Linked DNA regions of Homo sapiens: region 2 is linked to region 1. A link is an interaction called in ENCODE POLR2A ChIA-PET data of the cell type or tissue named here. Cell type or tissue: GM12878. All regions are shown on one strand.

The links. ChIA-PET counts read pairs that join two places held together with the same protein. Peaks named below come from ENCODE experiments on the same cell type or tissue, not always from the same donor. Only the 100,000 strongest peaks of a DNase experiment are listed, where the experiment ranks them.
Region 2: POLR2A ChIA-PET joins it to region 1 with 10 read pairs; 4 of 35 experiments call an interaction of 5 or more read pairs at or near these places.

Annotation. Positions count from the first base shown.
Region 1 is chr7:127,681,264-127,689,263 of GRCh38, forward strand. SND1 (staphylococcal nuclease and tudor domain containing 1) reads left to right here. Exons shown (of 24, transcript NM_014390.4): 2 at 5,350-5,499. Among named protein-coding and RNA genes, the nearest start is that of SND1, 33 kb to the left of the region's middle. In GM12878, a CTCF peak has its summit at 4,547; DNase peaks (open chromatin) are centred at 1,007, 3,058 and 4,588; H3K4me3 peaks cover 466 bases; H3K27ac peaks cover 3,021 bases.
Region 2 is chr7:127,593,031-127,601,030 of GRCh38, forward strand. FSCN3 (fascin actin-bundling protein 3) reads left to right here and starts at 706. Exons shown (of 7, transcript NM_020369.3): 1 at 706-967; 2 at 2,277-2,973; 3 at 3,298-3,416; 4 at 5,405-5,564; 5 at 6,351-6,521; 6 at 7,164-7,369. The coding sequence starts at 824. The coding sequence ends at 7,369. In GM12878, a CTCF peak has its summit at 5,493 (motif pointing right); no DNase peak of the experiment used is centred here.

The DNA of each region.
Region 1 (8,000 bases):
TTTTCATGTGCTTTTTGGACATTTATATTTATTTTTTGGATAAATGTCTCTTCAACTTACTTTAATTGGGCTATTGTCTTCTTATCAAATTATGATAGTTCTTTATTCTGGATACTAGACCCTTGTCAGATATATGAGATAAGAGTCTAGTATTCAGAATTTGCATATACTCATATTTTTTTCTTTCTTGATAGTGTCCATTGAAGCACACTGTTTTTAATTTTTATGAAGTCCAATTTATTTATTTATTTTTAAGTTGCTTGTGTTTTTGGTGTCACCTAAGAAACCATCACCTAATGCAAGGCCATGTAGATTTACAGGTTTGTTTTCTTCTAAGACTTTTATAGTTTTACTCTTAAATTTAGGTCTCTGGTCCTTTTTGAGTTATCTTTTGTATATGGTATGACGTAGAGGGCCAACTTCATTCTTTTGCACATGGAGATCTAGTTGTCCCAACACATTTTTGTTGAAAGGACTACTCTTTCCCCATCAAATTATCCTGGCACCCTTGTTCAAAGTCAGTGGGCCATAAATGTATGGATTTGTATTGGGCCTTCTTTTTGTAATATTTGTCATCAGATGTCTGCCCTTGTTCTTTATGTTGGTTCTTCACACAGGTAGATATTGCTGTTACAGTATACCTACTATACTATCTTAACTAGTGGATATGCCCGTTAAACCAGTCCTCTTTGCAGAGCTAGTAAGATGCCATTCTCAGACCAAAGTGATTTTTGCTCTTGGGCTGGGAAAAAATATTGGCTTCATTGACATACAAATTTCTGTACCATCCTTTTCTTTGCCCTTAGTATGGCTGGGTTTTTGTATAAGAAGTTTTCTGTCTTGTTGTGTCATTGGCCCAGGAGTTAAATAGTTAAACAAACCAAGTCATTTATCAGAATCTAGTGAAGATTTAATGTGGTGTTCCTGTTGCTGGGCAACATTTTAGTGGCTGCCCATACAGTGTTTCACTGTAGGTAAATCTCCCAGTAAACCCATAAGTGGGTTTGAACAATTTGAGTCCCCAATTTTCCTTCTCAGCTGCCTTGTTTCAGCCTTTGTAACCACGTGACTTGTGCCCTGAAGCCAGGTCCTTTGAATCACACCACGTCCCTCTGCAACCTTTATTGGCAGAACTGAGAAATGTCTAATCCATAACCTCAATCAAACTGACTTATTGTGACACCTGGTTTCACAAACCTCCTGCTGTATCAGGTAGTTCTAAGATCATTTTTCTAGAATGTCAGTTTATTAATATAATTGCATAAAGCAGTAACCATTTGACTTGATTTCTGTGCTCTATAAATTAGCAATTAAGGATAATTACTGCATCCATGAAAGTTTGCAACATGAATCAGCACAGCTTTGGCAGACTAATTACCTATGACAGTTTCTTCTCAATCTTAACATTATTCTCCTGAAATTAAAATTCTGGTAAACAACATATTATACTTACATGTGATGTTTATTGTTTGTCTGTCTCCCCCTACTAGAATGTCAGCTCCCCAAGAGCAGAAATTTTTGTCTGCTTTGTTTCACTGAAACATGCCACTTGCCTAGAACAATGCCTGGCACATAGTAGGCACTCAGTAAGTTTGTAGTGAATTAATAACTGAATAAATCAAGGAATAAAATTATAACAATAATCAACCTGGCAGGTCTTTCTGAGAAGAAAAACGGCTTGTTTTGGTGCCATATGACATATAAATTGTTGAGCATATAGACCCTTGGCCTTTTTCATATTTTACCCAGACATTTAAAGTATTTTTCCCCCAGAAGGTATTTCTCATTGGTTTTATTTGGTGGCGACTGTTAGCTATAAGAAGGCCATTACAATGTTTTCATTGAGGAAGAACTTGAATAAAGACTGTTGGCGAGTAAGACAGGTGGGAGAGTTTAACAGTGGTTGGCAGATGAAGTGGAAATAGCAAAAAGGAGGTGTAGTGTGTTTCTGTTTGTTTCTTTGTTTTTTTGAGAGAGAGTCTTGCTCTGTCACCCTGGCTGGAGTGCAGTGGCACAACCATGGCTCACTGCAACCTTGACCTCCCAGGCTCAAGCGGTTCTCCTACCTCAGCCTCCCAAGTAGCTGGGACTACTGATGTGCACCACCACACCCAGCTACTTTTTTTGATTTTTAGTAGAGATGAGGTCTTGCTGTGTTGTCCAGGCTGGTTTTGAACTTCTAAGTTCAAGCAGCCCTCTCGCCTCGTCCTCCCAAAGTGCTGAGATTACAAGCTTGAGCCATTGCACCCAGCCTGTAGTGTGTTTTGAATGATTTCAGTTTCTGTGAGTGGTAGGAGGGAAACTAGTTCTTCCCTAGTAGAAATAGTTCTCTTACTTCCATAACTGTGTACAGTCAGTCTTTTCTTACCTTTCCACCAAGGCAATAGCCAAATGAGGGGAAGAGAGTTTCAGAAGAAGGGTGCACACATGCCAATCCTCTCCTCCTGGAGGAGTAGGAATAGCAGTACCTGCCACAGTGAATCTATTTCTTTTGCTTAGGAAGTTGAATTGGTGACAGCTGCTTGAATTCATATATTCAATGGTATAAAAGGTGTAGAGAGCCTGTAGAGTAAAAATCATCTCCGTAACATTGATTCAAGCATTAACTGAATGGCATTTTTGGTGCAACAATGCAAGGAAGTTCTGACAGCAGCCTTTAGCATTCAGGGAGAGGAGAGGGCATACAAAGGAGTTTTGCACAATTACTGTGTACAAGTTGTTTGCCAAAGCCATTAATGGGGCCAGGATAATAGTTGTAGATCCATTGTCCCCAGGGATCCGGTTTACTAGGCAGAGGCATTAGAGAGGCAATACCTTTCTGATATTTAGAGATGAGGGGCTCTTCTCATCAGTCCCTCTGTTCTTGAGCTTCTCAGTTTGATTTGTCAGGCTTGAGAAACAAAGATGGTTTCCTAGGCTAGGTCAATGCTTGCTTATCAGAGTTCACCTTCGTCAGAGAGGATGAGTTTTCTTGTAAATAGGCCTTAGCTTTTATGACTGGGCTTTACCAAGAGGTCCCCTGGGAATGCGTTATTACTTTTTTTGTGTGTGAAAACTTGACCAAAATTGAGCAGCAAGCACTAGAAACAGATGTTCTGGTTTGTGTGCTGTATGTAGTTTGGCTGTCCTCAGCCTCATTTGGAATTTGTGCTTGAATGATTTCAAGTGCAGGTATTCTGCACTATGCTCTTCTTGCTGTGTGTTTTGTTTCTACCACTTGTGAGAAAGAATTGAATATAAATGAGTCAGGAAGCTCTCCTTTTCTTCTTTGGCCCTTCTTATTCAGGAACTTCAAGCAGCCTCTACTCTAGTATACCTGTTCTTTCCTGGCTTTGTTTGGTTTGAGAGCTTATCTTTTGGAATGTCAGTTCCCTGGGATAATGCCTAGGACATGAATTCTCAGGATAGGGTGTTAGCATGGTTATTTGGCTAGAAGTTTTAGGGTTTAATTGCTGATAACAGGATAAAAACGAAAAGCGTGCCTGTAACTGGATTAGGAAGACAGTCTTTTTGTGTGTGTGTGCCATGGTATATAACCAGGGATTAAAGTGACTTAGGCCAGGGTCTGTGTGCTTAAGGTGTTGGGGATATTGAGACATTATCAGAGTACTAATTTAATGTACAATTAAATATTGTATATTGGAATGTACAATTAAATATTGTATATTGGAATGTACAATATTGTTTGATAGAATTTCCATAAAAAGTTAGTATGGATAAATGAATTGTGATATATTCGTACAAAATCCTTGGTCAGGGTAATGGTGGGGTTTGAGAGAAGGGGCTGCAAGTAGAGAGGGGCACATGGATTCCAAGGTTCTGGCAATGTGCAGTATTTCAGTTCTTAACTTGGGTGGTGGTTGCTCAGATGTTTTACTTTTCTTATTCTTTAATTTGTACATGTGGGTTTAAATTCATTTGTGTATTTATATCAATATTTAACACTTGAAAGCGTTAGTTAAGGTAGAGAGGTGGAGAGCAATGCACTCTAAGTGAAAGGAGCAGCTTCCTTTCATTCTCCTTTTTCTCTTCCTTTGATTCAACTTCCTCACAAGGATTATTCCTTTACTGAGAACTCCATGGTCTTGTCTAAACAGTGTTCTGTGTTGACAGAACCCTCCAACCTTCTCACTACTAACCTTTCGAAGCTATTTTTTATGAAGCGTGGAATTGAGAGTCTTTCAGATCTAGTGAAGCCAGGGCATGAGCCCCCACCTGTTTGTTGTATTGTGAGTCTCTTCGCAAAGACAATTTGAATAGCTTGGGTCGTTTTTCCCTTATGTGTCTTCTTCCCTTCTTTCACTTGAAATCCTTTCTTCTTCTCCCCTGCAAATACTTTAAGGTTAATGCCAGTGAGCTTTAGAGCTCTTTTCACAGTTGCAAGTGGGTTCTATGCCTGGCATCTTTGATTAGAGAGATGAAAGGAGCCACTGACTGCACTTGGGAGCCTTAAGGTGTTTATTAGATTCTTACGTTTTAATCATGTAGGGCATGGGTTTTCTAGATTACTTCTGTATTTCTCTCTTGTACTGTCCACAAGGGACACTCTAGGTATTGCATCCACCTTAGCCTTGGGCATGCTCATTTCCTCCCAGGGGTGTGTAGGGACTTCCCTCAGCTTCTCCTTTTTTTTCTTTTTTTGTTTGAGCAGAGTTTCACTTTTGTTGCCCAGACTGGAATGCAATGGCGCGATCTTGGCTCACCGCAACCTCCGCCTCCCGGGTTCAAGCGATTCTCCTGCCTCAGCCTCCTAAGTAGCAGGAACTACAGGCATGCGCCACCACACCTAGCTGATTTTGTATTTTTAGTAGATACAGGGTTTCTCCATGTTGGTCAGGCTGGTCTCGAACTCTTGACCTCAGGTGATCCACCCGCCTTGGCCTCCCAAAGTGCTGGGATTACAGGTGTAAGCCACTGTGCATGGCCACAGCTTCCCCTTTTCCTAAGCCTTTCATTGTTCGCTTCAATCTGAGAATGGAAAGTGTTGATGGAGATATTAATTCTTAATAATTGGAAAGAATGCAAGGGGTGGTACTTGCTAGGATGAAATTATAGAGGTCATTAATCTGTATGTCTCACATGCCTTTTTACCCCAGTCTGTTTATTCTATGACTTTTCTATTGTTGGATTTCTGGGTCAATCATTTCAGAATTTGGCCCCAGGCTTTATGTAGGTATTTCTCTTATAAAATTAAAAACAATCCTGTTTATTTAGTCATTCAACAGATGACTTTGCATGCCTTTGAAGTGCAAATGCTATTTGAAATGTTGGGGATACGGTGGTACACAACCTGCATTATGGTGATACGGCCTCTGGACCATTCATTTTCTCTTTCTTCCCCCTACGTAGGTCCTCTCAGGGTGCGCCATCATTGTCCGAGGTCAGCCTCGTGGTGGGCCTCCTCCTGAGCGGCAGATCAACCTCAGCAACATTCGTGCTGGAAATCTTGCTCGCCGGGCAGCCGCCACACAACCTGATGCAAAGGATACCCCTGATGAGGTAGGTGTTTCCTGAGGCCATCGTGAGCCTGTGGACCTAGGTAATAGCCCACTGTCTTCTGTCGCTGATGCCATTTTGATGTACTCTTTCTTTGTATTTTGAGTATTTTTATATCATAGAACTGCTGATTCTGGATGTGCCCACAAGCAGCTTGTATCTGTTGTTTATATGTTTACTACCTTTAGTGGCAGTTGAAGTCTTAGAGCTTTTTCTTGTACCTTTTCCCATAGACTTAGATTTGTTGTGTTTTCACTACTACTTTTCTTGGAATAGTTTAGGAACATTTCCTGGGTAGCCTTAAGCATTTGAAATCACCATTGGTTATGGCAGAGCTCTTTTATTAATTTATTTTTGAATTCTTCATTCATTTACATTGTTCAGAATGCAGAAGGATATATAGTGAAAAATCGAGTACTTCCCCTGAGACACCTGAGGTTACTAGGGTCTTGTGTCTCCTTCCAGAGATAGTTAAAACCTGTATGATCAGACACTCTCATTTTCATAAATCGTAGCATGCTATAAATGCTAGGCCCATATTTTATTATTTTATTAAAGATTGTTTTTCTTTAAGGTTCAGAGGGTACATTTTCATGTTTGTTACACGGGTATATTGTGTAATGTTGGGGATTGGGCTTCTAGTGTATCCATCACCAAAATATTGAACATTGTATCCAATAGATAATCTTTTAATTCTCACCCCCCTCACTCCTTCTCCCCTTTTGGAGTCCCCAGTGTCTATTATTTCTATCTATATGTCCATGTGTACCCATTGTTTAGTTCCCACTTACAAAAGTTAGAACATGTGATATTTGATTGTCTGCTTCTGAGTTAGTTCACTTAGGATGCTGGCCTCTAGCTCCATCCATGTTGCTGCAAAGGACGTGATTTCAGTATTTTTTTATGGCTGCCCATACTTTATTACTGATTTTTTTTGTTTTGTTTTGAGACAAGGTCTCTGTTGCCCGGGCTGGAGTGCAGTGGTGTAATCATGGCTCACTGTAGTCTCAACCTCCCAGGCTCAAGTGATCTTCCCACCTCAGCCTCCTGGGAGTAGCTGGAACTACAGGCATGTGCTATCATACCTGGCTAATTTTTATTTTTATTTTTTTTAGTAGAAAGGAGGTCTCGCTAGTTTGCCCAGCCTTGAGTTCCTGAATTCAAGCAATCTTTCTGCCTCGCCCTAAAGTACTGGGATTACAGGTGTGAGCCACTGCCCCTGGCCTATTCCAGATTCTTAATCTGGGATCCATGCACCTCTGAAGGCATATATAAATCCCATGAAATTGCAAAATTTTGTGTAAACGTGAATTGTTTTAGAGAGGGAGTTTTAAAAATCAGTTTCTTAAGGGAACTTATGGCTCAAAAGTAGTTAAGAACCATTGTTTTATGGTTATTTGAGAACCTTCTGTGCCTAATGGTGATTTGAGAACCTTCTGTGCCTATGTCCCATCATCTCCTCCATCCTTCCCTCACACCCCTCAGCCTCTAATGCCCAGCCCCCTTGCTTTTGTGGTCTGCCTTTGACCCCTTAAGTTTCTGCTCTTTGGGCAGCTGCTATGTGTACCAATTTGGCATTGTTTAGTCTTTTTGGCTTCTACACTTTGAAACATTAGTGCTTTGCTGTCCTTTAGCAGTGCTTTGGCTGTCAGAAATGAAATTTCTGGGCTGGCCATGGTGGCTCATACCTGTAATCCAAGCACTTTGGGAGGCTGAGTGGGGATGATTGCTTGAGCCCAGGACTTCAAGACCAGTCCTGACAACTGACAACATAGCAAGATCCCATCTCAAAAAAAAAAAAAAAAAGAAAAAATTAGCCAGGCATGGTGGTGCATGCCTGTAGTCTCAACTACTTGGGAGGTAGAGGTGGAAGGATCACTTGAACCTGGGAGTTCAAGGCTGCAGTGCATCATGATTGTGCCACTACACTGCAGCCTGGGTGACAGTGTAAGACCCTGTCTAAAAAAAAATAATAAAAAAAAAAAAGCAAAATTTCTGGATTCCAATTATTTGTTCTTTGCCCCAACTTTATCATGTTGGGCAGGTTGGTACCTCAGCTTTTGTGTGCTATTCCCTGCCAGGGAGGTAAAGAAGAAAAAGCAAGAGTTTATGTGGAACTTTTATTAATATTTAAGTAAAGCATTTAGTTTTTAAAATTATAATAAAGGACATTTTATTTTAATTAAGAAGTTAGTGAAGCAATGGTATAGATAATAGAGATAGAGAAAAACTCCCATAATTCTACTACCAACAGCAATCAGACTAAATAGATTAAAATAAATTTAAGTAGATTAAAATCAGTTCTTTTTCACTGGTCCTCCATCAGGGACCACACATATTGAGAATATTAGCATATACCTCAGGGTCGTTTAATGAAGATTAAACAAGATAACATGAAGTGCTTTAGTGCATGCTTATAAAATAATAAATGTTAGTTGTGGTAATCACTACTACTGCTTGCTAATTTCTCTTACTACAGATACTCCTAGTACTGTTAGATCAAC
Region 2 (8,000 bases), 88 kb before region 1:
AGCTGGGTTTTCTCCTCAAGCTTTGCAGGAAGTGAGTCCAAGAGACTATAACTCAGAGATTCTTTGGAGGGGAAAGATACCCTTGCAGGAGCTCTATCTGCCCAGCCAGATGTCCTACCCACTGGCAGAGCAGCTGGGGTTGAGGAGGGGTGCTTGGTGCTCTCTCCACCTAGGCCCTTCTCCTTACCCAGGTCCTGAGCCAGCCTTCCTGATGAATATGAGTAATTTGATGTCAACTGATTAACTAGGGTTTCCTCATACTCCCTGCAAAATAGCATCTGGAACATTTTGACCTCATCCTCCTAAGGGCCATAAAAGCTGATAGATTTTTCTTGGTTATCTTGAACTTAACAAAATACTTGAGTTGCAAGGGAGCCAGGCAGAACTCACTTCCTTGGGAGAAAGGAGGTTGCTTTCTATCCTGTTACCAGAATGAGAAACGGAGGTAAAGAAAGGAAAAAACTTGCCTAAATTCACAGGTTGAAGTTCCGGATCCTGGTCTCAGCTCAGCCTACTTTGGTGCCCAAAGGGGAATAGGAAGGCAAACACCGGAGGCTCTGCACCCGCCTCCTCTAGGCCATGGATTAATGCTGCTGCGCCAGGGCCCTTTCCCCACTGTGGTGTGATAAGAGGCTGCCCTCACAGTCACAATGCTCCCGGGTCACAGAGGTGCTGGGCCCCAGGCCAGCCTCTGCCTGGGAAGTTCTCTCTGGGAACATCTGGTGGGTACTACAGGCCCTATTCCAGGCCCTATGGCCTGTGGAACCTCACCACGGGGGGGAGGGCTGGGCCAGACGGAGACATCACCTGTGGTGTCAGCCCCATGGATGAGACAGAGTGGATACACAGACATCCCAAGGCTGAGGACCTAAGGGTTGGGCTCATCAGCTGGGCAGGAACCTACCTCACCTTTGAGGCATGCAAGAATACAGTCACTGCAACTGCGAAGAGTTTGGGCAGGAGACAGGTGACAAAGCAAACCCATGCTGGCACCAGTTTTCTGAGTGGCCAAGCTGTGTGTGTGTGTGTGCGCGCGCGCGTGTGTGTGCGTGAGTGTATGTGTGTGTGTGTGTGTATGTACTTGCCTGTATATGAAAGTATACTGGAACCGGTTTTCTGAGTGGCCAAGCTGTGTGTGTGTGTGTGTGTGTGTGTGTGTGTGTGTGTACTTGCCTGTATATGAAAGTATACTGGAACCAGTTTTCTGAGTGGCCAAGCTGTGTGTGTGTGTGTGTGTGTGTGTGTGTGTGCGCACTTGCCTGTATATGAAAGCAGGGTGTACTCTCAACCTAATCACTTTCCTAGGTTCTGCCAGTGCCAGGCCTGAGACTTTTCTACTCTAGGCTTTTGTTCACAGACCCTATTGCCCCATCTCCCACCTCTCAATTTATTCCGCAAGGTGAAGCCTCAGCCTTGCCCTTGCTGCCTTGTCCTGCTCTAACTGTCCCTATTCCCCATCCCAGCACAGGGTGGTTGTGTCAGAAAGAAGAGAAGTGGAGAGCACAGGGTGGTTGTGTCAGAAAGAGGAGAAGTGGAGAGCCCAGGTGGGAAAGCAGAATTGTGGGCATCCAGGGGAAGTTGGACCAGTGGAGTTATTGCAAAGCCTATGTTTCTGTTCTGGTTGTGGTTTGAGAATGGGGAACTCCAGAAGCCCTAGCAGTGTCGGTCTTCATTCTAGAGAGGAATGTAGGCACCTCTGGGATGGGTGCCAGACTGAGGCAGGGGCAAAGTTCTTCCTCTTATAACAAGGTTGATCACAGCTGAACCAGGCAGTTGCATCTGAACTGTTCATGCTCCCATCTTCATCCCTGGAGCCAGGGCCTGCCTATAAGAGCTTTTGCTTCTGTCTTGCCATGCTGGAAGGCAACCTTTGGGGATGGAGGTATTGGCTAAGTGTGCTCTCTGCGGACAACAGTGAGGAAGAAAAAAGTAAGACTTACACCAAAGCGTTTCTTTAAAAATTAGGTATTGAAGAGTGGGATTAAGAAAGGAGGGAGGGTTTACCTTCTGTTAGCTGAAGGAGGTAGACATCTAGAACTTCTCTTTGGATAGTGCCATCTGGCTGCAGGGGTGGAAGGGCCCAGAGATCTCTTGATGAGGGGATAGTGGGAAAGTGGAAGAGCTGACAGCAAGGAGATACCAGGGCTGATGTGGAAGAGGAGGTGGCTGGTGCTGATGAAGGTGCCAGGGTGATACCAGCCATGACAGTTGCAGGGCTCCTTGGTCTGGTAACTTCGTGATACTGATTTCCCTCTTCTCCCTCCTGATGCCTCCAGACCTGGGAGATCTTGGTGAGCAATGAGCATGAGACACAGGCCGTGGTGCGACTAAAGAGCGTGCAGGGCCTCTACCTGCTGTGTGAGTGTGATGGCACCGTGTGTTATGGCCGCCCAAGGACCAGCCACCATGGGTGCTTTCTACTGCGTTTCCACCGGAACAGCAAGTGGACCCTCCAGTGCCTAATCTCTGGTCGTTATTTGGAGTCCAATGGCAAGGACGTGTTTTGCACTTCCCACGTCCTCTCAGCTTACCACATGTGGACCCCCCGACCAGCCCTCCATGTCCACGTGATCCTCTACAGCCCCATCCACCGCTGCTATGCCCGGGCTGACCCCACTATGGGCCGCATCTGGGTGGACGCAGCAGTTCCCTGCCTGGAGGAGTGTGGCTTCCTGTTGCATTTCCGAGATGGATGCTACCACCTGGAGACCTCTACACACCACTTCTTGTCCCATGTAGACCGGCTGTTCTCCCAACCCTCATCACAGACAGCTTTTCACATGCAAGTGCGGCCTGGAGGGCTTGTGGCACTGTGTGATGGAGAAGGAGGCATGTTATATCCACAGGGCACGCATCTGCTCTTGGGCATGGGCTGCAACCCCATGAGGGGTGAGGAGTGGTTCATCCTACAGCACTGCCCAACCTGGGTCAGCCTCAGGTCAAAGACTGGGCGGTTCATCTCAGTCATCTACGGCAAGTGCTGGACCCAACACAGATGGAGGGAGAGAGGGCTGGCTGTTAAAAAGAGGAAAATGTGTTTGGGATCAGCACAGATTTTTGAGTCTGCTAATAAGGAAGATCCTGGGGACCCAAGGGGATCTTTTGTGCCATCGAGAAGGACAGAAAAGCATGGGTATGGGATTTAGGGGAAAGTTGCCTAGGTCTTCTCCAGACCTACCATGGTCCAACAGAAAGTGATGAAGTTTGAGGAGGGAGGGACAGAAGCCCCGGTCATAAAACATGGAGGAGGGGCCGAGACTGAGGGGAGGCTTTTACTGACATGCGCTTCCTCTGCAGATGGTGAGGTGCGTGCTGCTTCTGAGCGCTTAAACCGAATGTCCTTGTTCCAGTTTGAATGTGACAGTGAGAGCCCCACTGTGCAGCTTCGTTCAGCCAATGGCTACTACCTATCCCAGGTGAGACCTTGGCTTCCTGAGCAAGAGAAACCTTAAGCTCTGAGCTCTCCCTCCCTAGACTTCCTTCTCCTTTTTCAAGGCAAATGATGAGAGGATGATGTGGGCTGTGGAGGCACTTGTTGATAAACATTCATTTTCACCCAATGGGGGCTCCTTTAAAAAAAAAAAACAAAAATCAACTTTATTAAGGTATAATTTGAAAGTTTGTAAATTATATAATACACATATGTATAAATTATGTATATTATTTACAAATAAGTATATTATGTATGTTTTATAAATAAAATGCACCTATTAAGTATAAAATTCAGTAAGTTTTGACAAATGTATCCATCCATGCAACCATGCCGTAAGCATATCACAAGTGAGAAAATATTTCCAACACCACAAACTTTCCTCCTGCTTCTTTGCAGTCAGTTTCCCTCCACCCTTGCCTCCCTCTCCCAGCTACCACTGATCTGTGTTCTGTCTCCGTGAATTAGATTTGCCTACCTACTTTAGCGTTTCTGATCAATGGAAACATACAGTATGTATGGTACATACATTTCTTGTGCTTGGCACAATGTTTTTAAGGTTCGTTCACATAATGTTCGTGTGTCAGTAGTTCATTCCTTTTTATTGCCGAGTGGTATTCTATAATGCTGCTCATAAACATGATTTGTTTATCTATTCACTTGTTGATGAACACTTGGCTTGTTTCTAGTCTGGGCTATTATGAATAAAGTTGCTATAAGCATTCATGTACAAGTCTTTTTGTGAACATACATTTTCATTTATCTTGGGTAAATATGTAGGAGTGGAATTACTAGGTTGTATAATAGATATGTGCTTAACTTTGGAAGAAAGTGTCAGTTTTCTAAAGTGATTATACTATTTTACATTCTTGTCAATAACGTATGAGGGTTCTAAGAATTCCATATCCTCACCAATAGTAAAGCTGGCTTTTGGATTGTCTTTTTTATTTTAGCCACTCTAGTGGGTGTGTAATTTATGGATTTAATTCACATTTACCTTATAATTAGTAAGGTTTAGAATTTTTTTTTTTTTTTTGAGATGAAGTCTTGCTCTGTTGCCTGGGCTGGAGGGCAGTGGCTCAGTCTCGGCTCACCACAACCTCCGCTTCCTGGGTTCAAGAGATTCTCCTACCTCAACCTCCCAAGTAGCTGGGACTACAGGCATGCGCCACCATGCCCAGCTAATTTTTTGTATTTTTAGTAGAGATGGGGTTTCACTACATTGGCCAGGCTGGTCTCGAACTCCTGACCCCATGATCTGCCCGTGTCAGCCTCCCAAAGTGCTGGGATTACAGGCATGAGCCACCGTGCCCGTTTTCATGTGCTCATTGGACATTTGTATATCTTCTCTGTGACATATCTATTCAGATGCTTTGCCATTTGTTACTGGGTTGTTTGTCTTATTAATGCGTTGTAAGTGGTCTTCATGTGTTCTAAATCCAAGTCCTTTGCCAAATATATGTATTGCAAAAGTTTTCTCCAAACCTGGGGCTTACCTTTTTATTTGTTTAATGGATCTTTTGAGAAGCAAGTTTTTAATTTCAGTGAAGTTCAGTTTATCAATTTTTTTAAATGGTTACTGCTTTTCTTGTCCCAAGAAATCATTGCCTACCCCAAAGTTGCAAAGAACTTCTCTTATGTTTTCTTCTAGATGTTTCATAGTTTAACTTTCACTTTTATGCCTATGATCTACTTTAAAATGATTTTGGAGTCAAGACTGAGGTTTATTTCTCTCCCTATGATATCCTGGCGTAGTTTTTATGCTGTGCTCTGGGATACAGCACAGACTGGGGGAAGGGGAAGAGCTGAGGCCACAGCACATCTTCCAAAAAGGTTCTGAAAGCATCAACTCTGGGAGCATGAAAAAGGCTGATGAGTGGGATGTGGGAAGAGGGTCTAGGAATAAAACTGATGGGAAGAAAGCTGAGATTGTCAGTCCTTACTCCTCATCTCTGTTTCTGACATTCTTTCCAGAGGCGCCACAGGGCAGTAATGGCTGATGGGCACCCCCTGGAGTCTGACACGTTCTTCCGAATGCACTGGAACTGTGGCAGGATCATCCTGCAGTCCTGCAGGGGGCGCTTCCTGGGCATTGCACCCAACAGCCTGCTGATGGCCAATGTCATCCTTCCAGGTGAGTGGAGCAGCCTTCCTGCCAGATGATTCCAAGTCAGGGAGAACTTTAGAGGGAGGTGGAATATGATTGTTAAAAAGAGCACTGAAGGCCGGGCGTGGTGGCTCATGCCTGTAATCCCAGCACTTTGGGAGGCTGAGGTGGGTGGATCACGAGGTTAGGAGTTTGAGACCAGCCTGACCACGTGAAACCCCATCTCTACTAAAGATACAAAAATTAACCAGACATGGTGGTGCGGGCCTGTAATCCCAGCTACTTAGGAGGCTAAGGCAGGAGAATTGCTTGAACCTGGGACTTGGAGGTTGCAGTGAGCCAAGATCGTGCCACTGCATTGCAGCCTGGGCGACAGAGCGAGACTCTATCTCCAAAAAAAAAAAAAAAAGTACTGGAGTTGGGGTCGGAAGATTTGGGTCTGTACTTGTTCAGTCACTGAATTTTTGTCATCACTTGAGCAAAGCACCTCCTTGAGCCTCAGTTTTGTCGTCTATAAAAATGAACATTTCATTGTCTACAACTCTGCAGCCTCACAGAGTTGTCATGAGGATTAAACACATCAACACATCTCAAAGGAAGGAAGAATATTAAAGCTTCTTGGGTTTCGCATGTGCTAGGTACTCTCACAAACATTTCACAAGCACCTAGCATAAGACCTGACACATAGTAGGTGTTCATTCACTGTTAAAATATTGACCACACCCTTCTGCAATTAGCGTCCCCCCTCCTGCTTCCACTTGGGAAAACACCTAAAGGCAGCCCATCCAGATAACTCCTTCCTATTTCCTTCAGGCCCAAATGAGGAATTTGGGATTTTATTTGCCAATCGCTCCTTCCTTGTATTGCGAGGTCGTTATGGCTATGTGGGCTCCTCATCGGGCCATGACCTCATACAGTGCAACCAGGATCAGCCCGACCGCATTCATCTACTACCCTGCCGACCGGGTATCTACCACTTCCAGGGTGAGTGGCTCCTCTTCCCTGCCCAAGGGTTCACAGTCTAGTCCCTGCCTTAGCCCCAGCTCAGACTTCAGGGCCTGCCACTCAGGGCTTGCTCATTATAAAAGGAAAAACAGGCCAGGCGCAGTGGCTCATGCCTGTAATCCCAGCACTTTGGGAGGCTGAGGCGGGCAGATCACGAGGTCAGGAGATGGAGACCATCCTGGCTAACACGGTGAAACCCCGTCTCTACTAAAAATACAAAAAATTAGCCGGGCGTGGTGGCGGGTGCCTGTAGTCTCAGCTACTTGGGAGGCTGAGGCAGGAGAATGGCGTGAACCCAGGAGGCGGAGCTTGCAGTGAGCCAAGATCACGCCACAGCACTCCAGCCTGGGCGACACACCGAGACTCCGTTTCCAAAAAAAAAAAAAAGGAAAAACAGGACCTCTGTTGTTTTCACACTTCAAAGCCCCAGGGTGGGTTGGCAGAACAGAAAACAGTGGAATCCCTATTGGCGCTCCTGCATTTCCATAGAAGGACCCGCCAATGCAGGCAGGATGGGGCAGCTAGGGGAGGGTGGCATGCCTCCACAGAGTCCCTCCAAGGCCAGATCGCTGGAGGACTCCCCTGTGAATGGCCCACCAACCTGAGCTCTTCCTTCTCCAGCACAGGGGGGATCCTTCTGGTCAATAACATCCTTTGGCACCTTTCGCCCTTGGGGCAAGTTTGCCCTCAACTTCTGTATCGAGCTTCAGGGGAGCAACTTACTCACTGTACTGGCCCCCAATGGCTTCTACATGCGAGCCGACCAAAGTGGCACCCTGTTGGCAGACAGTGAAGACATTACCAGAGAGTGTATCTGGGAATTTTAGGTAAGGGAGAGGAACAGGTAAGGGGCTAGGGGAGCAGAAGCCATGGGGCAAGAGGAGAAGGGAGGTGGGTGGGGAGGCATGTGATGGGAAGACCAAAATGCACTCCCAGGCTGACTTCTGTCCCATAATTTGATCAACTCCAGACATTTATTCCTAATCTGTGCCATTTCTTTAGAGCTTACAAACCTGGGCTTGCTAGAAAGGGGAGACAGTTTCCCACTGCTATGCCACACTGACAGGTGGGCTTGGAAGCACGCTTGGAGGGGACAGGGTGAGGTGTTCTTGTACATTTCTATCTCCATTAAGATGCAGAATTTCACTCTATTTTTAGGGAAAACGGATGACTTTGATCATGTGTGTAGGTGAAAAAAAAGATGTGCTTTCTATCCTTTGCACCTTCTATCCCTACCTCTTGGACCCCTGGGTCTCTTGAATATTTTCCTCAGCCCCAACCCTTCTCCTGACCTCTAATGTCATGTCTCTCCAACCTCCTGATAGACAGTTGACTTGACTTCGTCCTGCCAGTTCCTAAAAATCAACATAGCTGATATCAGCCTGCTCATCTTCCCTTCCTAAGGTGATCCTGTTTTCCTGCCTTCCCCAGGGCCATCTTGGGCATTCCCTCCTCCCA